2 separate regions of the Mus musculus genome follow, and region 1 is linked to region 2. A link is a loop called in an ENCODE intact Hi-C map of the cell type or tissue named here. Cell type or tissue: left cerebral cortex. All regions are shown on one strand. Each heading gives the region's core, and the rest is flanking DNA. Links, peaks and the distances in the headings are about the cores only.

What was found. Peaks named below come from ENCODE experiments on the same cell type or tissue, not always from the same donor. Only the 100,000 strongest peaks of a DNase experiment are listed, where the experiment ranks them.
Region 1: it touches region 2 in a loop (2.2-fold over the local background); 6 of 42 quality-filtered maps call a loop at or near these places.

Annotation. Positions count from the first base shown.
Region 1 is chr15:102,590,066-102,595,784 of GRCm38, reverse strand. Atf7 (activating transcription factor 7) reads left to right here. Exons shown (of 12, transcript NM_001310067.1): 2 at 2,045-2,113. The coding sequence starts at 2,066. Among named protein-coding and RNA genes, the nearest start is that of Atf7, 33 kb to the left of the region's middle. In left cerebral cortex, for the core only: a CTCF peak has its summit at 2,919; no DNase peak of the experiment used is centred there.
Region 2 is chr15:102,654,028-102,659,746 of GRCm38, reverse strand. It overlaps Gm4544 (predicted gene 4544), which reads right to left and starts at 2,275. Exons shown (of 2, transcript NR_166829.1): 1 at 1,969-2,275; 2 at 1-192. In left cerebral cortex, for the core only: no CTCF peak of the experiment used is centred there; DNase peaks (open chromatin) are centred at 1,444, 2,018, 2,238 and 2,897; H3K27ac peaks cover 2,475 bases.

The DNA of each region.
Region 1 (5,719 bases), core at 785-4,784, 64 kb after region 2:
TACCTTGATAGAAGTAGACCCAGAGGAAACCCTGAAAGCCAAGTTCTGGCCTTGTGATACGTTAGGAAAACAGGCTCTGGAGCTGGAAGTGGAATTGTCTGCGGTACAGCAGTTGGGAATTCCCATAGATGAATGATTTGCTTTTCAGAGACATCTGAGTTTTCAGCCTAAATGACCATCATTTTTATATTTATTTGCTTTTATTTACTTATTTTTTTAAATCTGTATTATGGTTTTAGAAAGTACTAAAAATAATTTATTTGTTTTTTTTAAATGTATTTAAAACAAACAAACAATCCAGAAAACCTTGTTGTCCTGGGGCTATGTGAGGAAGAATGAAGCTCTCATTTTCCGGTACCCAATCAGCAGCTTGAGCTGGCCTCTCCTAGGAACAGAATTTATTGAAGCAATTTATCCTGGCTAACTGTGATATAAATCTGTGTATACGTATGTACATACAGAGTCTATTCCATTACAACAGGACTGAAGCATCAGTTTTCTTCATAGTTAGACCATGTTCCTATCACATTGAAAGATGACCAAGCAGCCCCTTCTATTTTATGGGGCACCTCACACTTTTAAACACCGATTAGCTGTGGAATTACTGATTAGACAACCAGAAATACTGGTTTCTAACCTAAAGATAAATCCTAAGAGAATAGGAAGAATATTACCTCGTTGCCCTCTATTTTAAGCATGGTTTTCTGGCTACTAGATTCATTCTAGCATGTTAACATTTTATTTTAATGCAGGTCTGACTGAGATTGGCCTGACATTTTGGTTTATCTCCAATATAAAATTTGAGATTTGGTTACAGTTCTGAGATTGTTTCCAGACATATTCCAACAGACATCCCTCATTCACATCCTTTTATGAATAGTTCTGTGTTGTGGATGGTTGTATGAAAATGTCCTTAGCACCTTGTTTTACAAGGCTACTTTCACCTTTCCTCCCAGTTTTCTCTTTGACTTTTCCAAATAGTGTTTATCTTTTAGGGATATTTTTACTGTGATTTGCATTTCTAATCATTATTCATCTCTGCCTGGTTTTTATTCTTAATTGGAATATGAGAACTTTTCTCAATGCGTTCAGATTGCATTTGTTGTTTTTGACAAAGAATTTTGGGAGACATTTTAAGAGTCATTTAAAAAGAGCAATATAAATTCTGTTAAGTTCTTCAGAGAAATAGAGGGAATGGATGGTGGTGCCTTTAAGTGCATTTCTTTATCCCCTGCAGCAGTACACATCTGTTGGCTGCAGCAGAGCAGCCTAAGAACTCTGGCCGAGAGCAGCACAAACAGCCGGAACATATTCACCCAGTAAACCCCCAAAGAGTCGACATTTGTTTTATTGCTGCTTTTAAAAACCTAGCCATAAATAGAATCAGAGGGGGGAGGGGCACTGATATTTCTTCATTTGCAACAGACAATTGCTGGGGGGGAGGAGAAGGAGGCTCCCAGTGGGGAGGGGAAGTTTTTATTTTTATTTTTTTATTAATGAAAATCATTTCCCATGTAGTCCAATAGGATGGGTGCTTTGTTTTCTTTGGCAATAATCTGGGATAAACGACCCTTGCCAACAGTCTCGTAGTTTATACACCAGGGAGCCAGATTATAGCCCTGTAAAATGGAGCACCCCTCCTATAATCCCTTAATTAATTAAATGACAAATTTTGGTCTTCTCTAGTTCAGAAATATGGCTTCCGCATCGAGCGTTCAGTGAATTTATTGACATAGAGAGCTGCACTGGTTGTAATTTAGTAGACTGGAGAAATATGTTATATACTGTAGCAGAAAGAGGGAAAACCCAGCAAAGGCTTAAAATTCCTTGACTATTTAAGTCTGAATTTTCCTAATTAAAAGTTTCAGTTGAGGCATAGTAGATCATATGCCACCTGTCTAATGGGTCTTACCAAAGTAGCCTGTGTTTACAGCTATGATAGATGGCATTCTTGGAACACCTGTTTCTAGGCTTGATATTTTTGAAGCGTATTTTTTTTTCTCCAGCGTATTTAACATAACTTTTCCCCTACTCCCCTCCCCAGCTCTGCTCTGCTTTATGAAATATGGGAGACGACAGACCGTTTGTGTGCAGTGCCCCGGGCTGTGGACAGGTACGTTTACAATATACTTTATTGTGAATGTCTTGTTGTGAATCAAAGTGGCTGTTTTATCACTAAGGCAAAGAGTTTAAAGCCGGTATTTTACGTGATCACTGGAGGTAATCAGATCACAGGATTTGCAGCGTGTAAATCCAAGTTATGAGGAAGTGTAGGCACTCCACTGTAATGAAATCTGCCTTGCTTTCTTCCATCTTGTTATTCTACTGATGTTTGTTTTCCAACACACAGTATTAAACAATACATGTTACCCTTTCTTCTTTTCTAAAGCTGTCCATCTAAACACAAAGCAAGTTTAGAAATACCTTCTTGACCTTCATATATATAAAAGTCTGTTTAACATATTTAGAGAGTCAGCTAAGAATGTTCCCATTCATTGTAAGCCTCCAATTTCATCGTCTCTGTAGATTTCTCAGATAAGAAAAAGGAATGTTTCTTTTGATTGTTGATTCAGAAAAATCGTGCTAACAGCTAAGTCAGGGACAGACAAACCCAACATAGAACTTGAAATCCAGTGGTATTCTACAAATATTTCCCATGTCTGATACTGTGACATGGGTTGTTCTGTATGTCAGCTCCTAATTGTTTGCATGTGTGTCCATGCTTCTTTTTTATAAAATAATTCTGTTAGAATTGCCTTGTTTTTCATTTTATATTTAACTTTTTTCCCCTAGATTTTTTTTCTACTGCTTCTACAAATAATGAGAAAAAAATGAATTAAAGTTTTATTTGCCTTCATTTGATAGAACCTGAACTATAATCAGTTAGGAATATATCATGTGACTGTCCAGTGACACTTACTGGTGGTATGTGAGATTGCAGACTGGTTCTATTATGTATTGTAAATACTTAAACAAGAAGAGCTAAGTCCTAGACACGTCTAAGAATTGGAAGTTGAGAGGTAGTAGAGATAGTGATGGTACAAGAAATAGGAAGAGGATCCTAGATTTCAATAAGTGCTGAAAATTTCTGATAAGACATTTAAACAAAATCCTTGTTTTCTGCAGGATTCAGGATCCTAAGGTGTATTTTCTTCCCTGTTAAAAATTTTTAATATGAATAGATATGTTTCCATTTTCAAAAGCATTATTAAAGTAGGCATGTTAAATGATCCTTTCAAATTTGTATGTATGAATTTTATAATGCTGTGTGTTGTGACTCTGCAGCTGATACATAGTAATATGCTATGCTGTTGGAAAAATCTGAATTTTTGGTGAGTTTATTTTCCTCATATTTGACTTTTTTTTTTTAAGACAAGATCTCATTGTGTAGTTCTGAATACCCTGGAACTCTCTATGTAGACCAGGCTGGCCTCAAATTCACAAAGATCCACCTTAAAGGTGTGTGCCACCATTCCTGGCCAGGCCCAGGCTACAAGAGACCTTGCCTCACAAACAAATGAACAAAAAATTTTGTGAGCCAGACATGGGAGTGCACACTTAATAACAGCACCCAGAGGCAGAGAAAAAAATGATCTTTGTGGGGTGGGACCAAAACCGTTGAAAGGGCAAAAGCACTTGCTACACAAGCCTGATAACCCATGGTAGGAAGTTGAAAAGAAAGTGGACTCTTAAATATTACTGACCTCCACATGCACACTCTGGTATGTGTGTACCCACACTTACATATCATAAACACATTAACTTTTATTAATAAATAAAAATTTTAAAGTTTTAAAATGCCCAGCAGTGGTGGTACATTCCTTTAGTCCCAGCACTCAGGAGACTGAGGCAGGTGGATCTCTGTGAGTTTGAGGCCAGCCTGGTCTAGAAAGCAAGTTCCAGGATAGCAAGGACTATATAGAAAAACCCTGTCTCAAAAAAAGGAAAGTTTTAAAATTCATTTTGTACTAGAAAAGGAAAGTAGTAAGGACTTTTTACTTTGACTTCTTTAACAGGAGAGAAAGCTCCAACTTAAAGGTTTGGTGGCAATGTGACTTTACCTTTTTTGCATATCAGAAAGTGTTCTTTCAGGTAAGATTGTAGTTCTCCAGTTATATTTAGTCCTTTTTTAGATTTCTTCTGAGATCTGATAACAAATAGCTCCAAAGTAGGATTTCAACAGATACATGTGATCACCCCATGCCATGTAAAATAGAGAAAGTGTGGGAGAAGATACAAATTTGGTAAAGCCAGCTACCATTCTACTTCCTTAAATCTTGGGAGTCTTCATTTTTAGAGCCACCCAGAGGCCTTTGAGTTACTTGTAATCTGCTTGTTATTGACTCAAATTATCTGTTCAAAAGTGGTAGAAACAAAAAAGTAAATCCCAGGAAGGAACCGTGTCAGTTTCACCTCTGGAAGGCATGATTTAGGACCTGTTATTGGAGAAGACTCAAAAATCAGTGGTAAGAAGGAGTTGACGCAGAGGCTAAGAGCACTGTTGATCTTGCAGACGACCAACGTTTGATTCTGAGAACCCGTATATGGCAGCTCACAAAAGTCTATAACTCGGTTCTAGGGGATTCAACACACTCTTCTGACCTCGAAGGAGCTGCGTGCATATAGAGCACAGGCATATGTGCAAACAAACATTCAAATGTGGAAGATTCTTTTTTAAATCTTTTTTTTTTTTTAAATCTTTGTTGGAGATTTAGCTCAAATGTGCAAAAAATTTATGCAAGGCTCTGGGTTCAGGCTTCAGCTCTGAAAAAAAAAAAAAAGAACAAAGAGAACTAAGGGAATTCAGCTTTGTTTCTGTATCTAGACCTGTGTAGACTCCACCATATGCATCTTTAAACTCAGAAATCTTCCTGTAGTTTAATATTAAGGAACTTTAAAAGGAAAATTTACTTAAAATAGACTAGTAGATTATACCCTCCACTATATAATCAAAACCACCAGGCTTTCAATGGATACATAAACATGTTTTGGTTGCTAGGTTTTTAATGGCTGTTATTTTTGGACTGTGTTCATGATCTACTTCCCAACAGTCTGATGTGACACAGCTGAGTTCTAAATACACTGCATGTACTTAAAAAAAATGGCTACCAAAGGTTGTGCTGTCTGCATTCTTTTGTTAAAACACAGATGATAAGCTTTTTAGCGCTTTTATTCCTATTTTCCTTTTGAGACTGTTTCTCTTAAGGCCTTCATGAAGGAGAACTTGAGAAAAAACAATATCCTTGCTAAAAACTTCTCTATGAAATGTGGTATACGCAGTCATTAATAGAGTGGAGCTGCCTCCTGAGAATTGGTTAGTTTTGTTAAGGCAACAGTCCCCCAGGTACTCTTTTGACTGAGGCCTAGGTGAATCGAGTTGTATGGGCTTTTGAAGCAATTATTAGGTAGCATCTATTTAAGAGCCAACTCACTTAAACACACCTGTAATCCTAGCCATCTGGTTAAGAAAAAGAAAAATAAGAAAGAGGATCACAAGTTCAAGGACAGCCTAAGCAACTTTCTGAGACCCTGTTTCAACATAAAAGTCCTGAGCTGTAGCTCTGTGTCAGAGGGCTTGCCTAGCATTCTTTTTGTTTGTTTGTTTGTTTGTTTGTTTGTTTTTTGAGACAGGGTTTCTCTGTATAGCCCTAGCTGTCTGGAACTCACATTGTAGTCCAGGCTAGCCTGGAACTCAGAAATCGCCTGTCTCTGCCTCCCG
Region 2 (5,719 bases), core at 712-4,711:
TCACTGCTACACAATTTCTTTTGAGGGGGAGGTGTAGACCGTAGCACTGATGTGGATGTCAGAGGACAACTTGGGGGAGTCAGTTCTCTCCTACCGTGTGGGGCCTGGGAATGGAATTTAGGTCATCAAGTTTGGCAGAAAGTGTCTTTATCCCTGAGCCATCTTCCTGAATCCAGCTGTTTTACATGGGTTCTGCGGACCAAAGGTACTCTGTTAACCACTGAGTCATCTCGCCAGCCCTAAGCAAAATTCTTTTAAATGAACCTTTAAAAAGATCTAAGCCAAGCATGGTAGCATAAACTGGGAGGCTGAGGCAGAAGAATCTTGAGTTTGAGGGCTGCCTAGGGTACATATATGACCTTGCTTCAAAAACAGAAGAAAGTAAAAGACCTGATGGTATAGCTCTAAGGTAGAAGAATATTTGCCTAATATATGTGTATAGAGCCTCGTTTTATTCCCTGTACCTCAAAATAAATGACTCTTTAAATGTGCCCTTCTGTAATCCCCAGAATTATGCATTTGACCCCACTCCCCTGCTTTAGGTACTGGGGGGCGCTGCATGGGCCACATCCAGTCACATTAACAGCACAGAGCTTTCTCACACTATCAGCATTAGAGGAAATCAGATTTGAGGAAGGGATATAATGGACTATTGCTTGCTTTGTAGCTAGAGAGGACCATTTGCAAAGATAGAAAGTAGTCTGTCTGCTGAGAGAATGACATTCTGCTTCTTTCCCCTTCTTGCTTTTGTTTAGGGGATGTGGGAGAGACGCTTGCCCTGCTAGATCTAGCTAGTAATACACTGAGGATGAAAGAAAAAGTTCTAGAAAGCACAGGTTCATTTTTCTCAGAACCTCCAGAAAAAGGCCCAGCCCAGACAACAAGTTGCCTCCTCACTTGACTGGATCTGATGTAGCTCAAGAAAGCTGAGTAGGAAAACCACTTAATGCAGAAGGGCATGCATGCTTTTAATTCGTGTAAAGTAGGTACCTTTTTCTTTGGTGTTTAAGAATCAACACTTGCCGGGTGTGGTGGCGCACGCCTTTAATCCCAGCACTCGGGAGGCAGAGGCAGGCGGATTTCTGAGTTCGAGGCCAGCCTGGTCTACAAAGTGAGTTCCAGGACAGCCAGGGCTATACAGAGAAACCCTGTCTCGAAAAACCAAAAAAAAAAAAAAAAAAAAAAAAGAATCAACACTTGTCCAGGTATGGTGGCACATGGCTGTCCTTGCATTATACAACTGGGAAAGAAATCTGGACAATTTCTGAGGTTTCTCAGTGGAGACTTTTTAAAATTACCATCCCTGTGGCTATCTTGAAAACAGGTACATTTCCCTGCTCCTGGGTCTGTTTTACCACACTCGTCATTTTCTGAGGGGTTGTGAGCACGCTCAGTTTAGCTGGCACAGCTCTGGCCCTGTGATAGATATTTTTAACCATGGTGGATTATGGCCTTCCAGGAACTGCAAAGCTGCTTTTACAGAAAGACTCTCTCTGCACATCTTGCTGAGGTGGGGGTGGGGAAGTTGGCTGGAGTGAGGTGTTTGTATAATGTGAAGGAATGGTTTCTGAGTTAAGCAGACTTGTGCCGCCGCCCCCCCCACCCCCTTCCCTATGGCTTCTCTATCCACATCTCCCAACACCTGAAGCAGTAACTTCAAGTTTCCAAAACATAGCAGCAGAGTAATAAACATCTAGCCTGGCTCCCTTAGCAACAGGGCAACAGTCAATAGGGATTTGAGGCAGGGAAAAACTTTACAGCAGGGAAAGTTTACTCAGTACAAAAGACTCAAGGGCCAGAGATGTTCTCTAGTGGTGGAATGCTTATACAGCACAAACAGGCCCCGGGTTCAATCCCTAGAACCACAAAAACCTAAAACCATAAAAGACTCCTGCTGCTTTCGGGAAACAGTTTGACCCTGTGGAATATGGATTGAGAGATCCAGAATCTGGGGCTCCAGTTACTCACCGAGCTTTGTGTTCTCTTCCTGGGCTGCGTGTTCCTTCCCTTGGGAAATGAGGTTGCATCTGCCTCCCTGAGACGCCACAGAATAAGTGAAATTAGCACAGCTTTAATCTGATTTTCTTTCTTTTTTTTTTTTTTTTTGCTTTGCTTTAATTTTGGCTCTGGGGGTTGAACCCAAGGTATCACCAGGCTAGAACATATGTTCTACCATTGAGCTGCAGACCCAGCACAAAATTAGGTTTTAAAATGACTTGTTGGAAAGCTAGACTATAAATTCTCTCTCTCTCTTTCTCTCTGCTGCTTCTTAGTTACCAGTTTACCAAGAGTAACTTAACACTAGGATTCTCTGCCAGCACTAAAATTAGACTCTACCACTCTCTTTCCCCTTCTTGCTTTTGTTTAGGGGATATGGGAGAGACGCTTGCCCTGCTAGATCTAGCTAATAATACACTGAAGGTGAAAGGAAAAGTTCTAGAAAGCACTTTACCTACTAACCTGCTATCATCTTTTCAGAATAATCCAGTCTGCCCTGGGACTTGATCATTTGACTCTCTTGTAGAAATGTATCTCGGATGTAGGAAATGGAGGAGAATGAAGAGAATCAGAAGCTGGGACAGAAGCTGGGCTTCTGAGCTCTGCTCCCATTCCCAGCCTGATAGGCTGTCAAACTCCCCTGTCCTGTCCCTAGAGTTTACTTCTGAGTGCATAGGGTGGGAAGGTCAAGAAGTGGGCACCTTTCCTGCCCAGAGACTCTGGAATAAGGAACAGCAAGGAGGAACTCAATCTTTTCCAGCTGCAACCTAGAGAGGAAAGGAACAGATTCCTCACTGGGGAAGATTGTGTAAACACCGCCTTTGGCTGCAGCTATAGCACTGGGGAAGAAGAGAAAGAGATCTTTGTTTTCCCCTACCCCGGCCTGAGCACAATCGGAGAACTGGGAGTGTTTGCTTTGGCAAGGAACTCCCTGCCTGGAAAGACTGGTGAGGCCTCTGTCGGGTTTCCCTATGATGCTGGAAGGAAGACAACCCCCAACTTAAAGCCTCTACCTAAGGAAGTAGCTGGGGAGCCTGAGGCTTCTGGCACATTCTCTAGCTTTGTCACTGCCTTCTTTCTGATTCTCCTCTCAATACAGTTTGTTCATTAAGTTGACTTTCACCTTCCTGTCTTTGAGGGTCCTATTAGTTCTTGTTCAATTGCAAAAGAAACTGCATTTTTACTGGGCATGGTGGGGTGGCTGCAATTCCAGCTTTTGGGAGGTAGAAAGCAAGACGAGCAGAGGTTCCAGGCCAGGTCTGGTTACACAGAGAGTTTGAAGCCAGACTACACTACAGTAGACTGCCTCAAACATGAACACCTCACTACTGCCCTGGCCTCCCCCAAAACTACATTTTGGTAGAGCAAAATGATGTCAGGGCTGCTCTGTAAGGAGTCTCCTAATAAAGGGATTCGAAGACAGCTGGTCATACTGTCAAATGCCTCTGATCCTAGGAGAGACAGGAGGAACAGGAGTTCAAAACCAGCCATGGAGGCATTGTGAGTGTGCAGCCAGCCTGGGATACATGAGACCAGGACTCCAATGAACTGAAACAAATAAGGGGGCTCCTGGGCCATCTTGTCTACCCTGTTCTGGGGAACAGCAACACATGATGCTCATAGTTACAGCAGTAGACCTGTGCCTTCAGCTGGCATTGTTCTGTGTGCTTCTGTGTCCACACATTCCCCACTATCATATTTGCAGGCACAGAGGGTTACTTGCGACTTAAGCATAAGAGTTGTGAAGCTTATGCAGTTCAGTCTGTAATGAGTGGTAGCCTGGTTCTATTCACCATACTGGGTACTGGGCCATCTCCTAAAAATCAGGAAGTTCCTCAGAGTTTCTTCTGACTTCCAGTGTCTCCCTTCGGTCCACATTACTGCTTCTAATTATCTTTGGAATCATGGACTTGATCAATTTCCCTCCTGCTAAAAAAAAAAAAAAAACAAACAAACAAAAAAAAACATTGAATGAGTTCCAGTAACTAAATAGACTACAAAGTCCAGATCCCTTTTAGTGGTAAAAAAAGATCATGGCATCTCAAGTGATTTCTTTCTTGCCTCTTTTCTGTCTCCCTCCTATCTATCATTCCCTTACCCAATCACCACAAACACCAAGTACCTTGCAATCCCTTCACATTGTGCCCCAGACTCAATCATGTCTCTTTTTCATCCATGACTTAACTTGTCTCATCCCAGCGATTCAGATGGAACCCAGCAGGCACCCTTGGTTCCTCCACTCTAGGTTGCCAGCCACTGTAGTCTCTCACATGGGACTGACACAGCCTCCCTCCTTCCATGCTTTGCTCCATGCCTCCTCCCTAGTACAGCCACCCCCAATGGCAAGACTATATTATTTAGAATAAAACTACCTATGACAGGGCTGGGAGGATGGCTCATTTGAGAGAATGCTTTCAGAATAAGCAAAAGGCCTTGCATTTGGGTCTCCCATGCCCCTGCAAAAAGCCAGACATGTAGTAGTTCACTCCTGCAATCCCAGAGCTGAGGAGGCAGACACTCACAGACACACGTTACCTTTATAACTGTACGATTTAGACATTTTAATTCCAACAAGGTCCTTTGAGGCCTTTGTAGTTCTGTCCAACCCACCACAGCTTCCAGGAGCCTGATTTCTATCTTTGAAGTTTGCTTTCTCCGGAATGTTTTAGAAGGCTTTTGAGTTGTGTATGGAAAGGTCATGATGCATCCATGTTTTTGCATGCATTGGTCCTTATTGCAAATGCAGTCTCATTGAACCGTGTGCTGTCACTTCTTTATCTGGTCATCAGTTGCTATGCATTCTTGTGGGCTATAATTCAGGGTGTTACAAAGCAGCTACCATGAGTATTTGTGTGGCTATATTTTTATTTCTCTCAGATTTCTGGCTTATGTGGTAATAAGTGTAGGTGGACCTTTATAAGAGATTTCCAAAGACTATTTCCAAAAGAGGCATATCACTTTGAACTCCTACCAAGGGTATGGGAGTGTTCCAGCTGCTCTACATCCTTTCCAGCACTTCTTTAGTCTGTCAATATTTTAAATTTTAGCTGTTCTACAACTCTCTTATATAATTATCAGCTCTGTTTCTTTTTAAATTTGGCAAAGCCTCTATTAAATTTTTTTGTTAATTTGTTCTTAAGACCAGTCTTCTTATTACTAAATAATGATAGGTTTTTTTTGTTTGTTTGTGGCATCTTACTATGTAGCCCAGGTTGGGCTTTGGTCTCTCAAGTGCAATAATTACACTTGTGTACCCATTTTCTGTATTCTAAAAAAATTTTCGTTTTACTGGAAATTACAAAGAGTTTGCGTTTTATCAGGCATAGTAGTGCCTGTCTATAATCACAGCACAGACACTCGTATGAACTCATATGAACTCGTATGAACTTGGTCACGTCGTGCCATTTCATGCTCAGTGTAGGCTTCATGAAAGGCCAGTTTTTGTTTGATCATCCTCTATCAATTTGTACAGTGAATGACTTCAAATGTGGTTGGCAAGCTACTAGAAATTTTATCATGGACATACCTGCTTTAATGATAAATCCTGATATTCTGTCCCACCATAAGCACAATAATAGCCAACAGTACTGTTATAAATGGCAGTCACAATGAAAAGTGGGTATTGAAGGTAAATGCACTGAATGGATAGTTCTCAAAAGAAGAAAGAAAAATAATGTTTTTCTTGTTTTGTTTTGAGTCAAGGTCTTGTTCGATAGCTTGA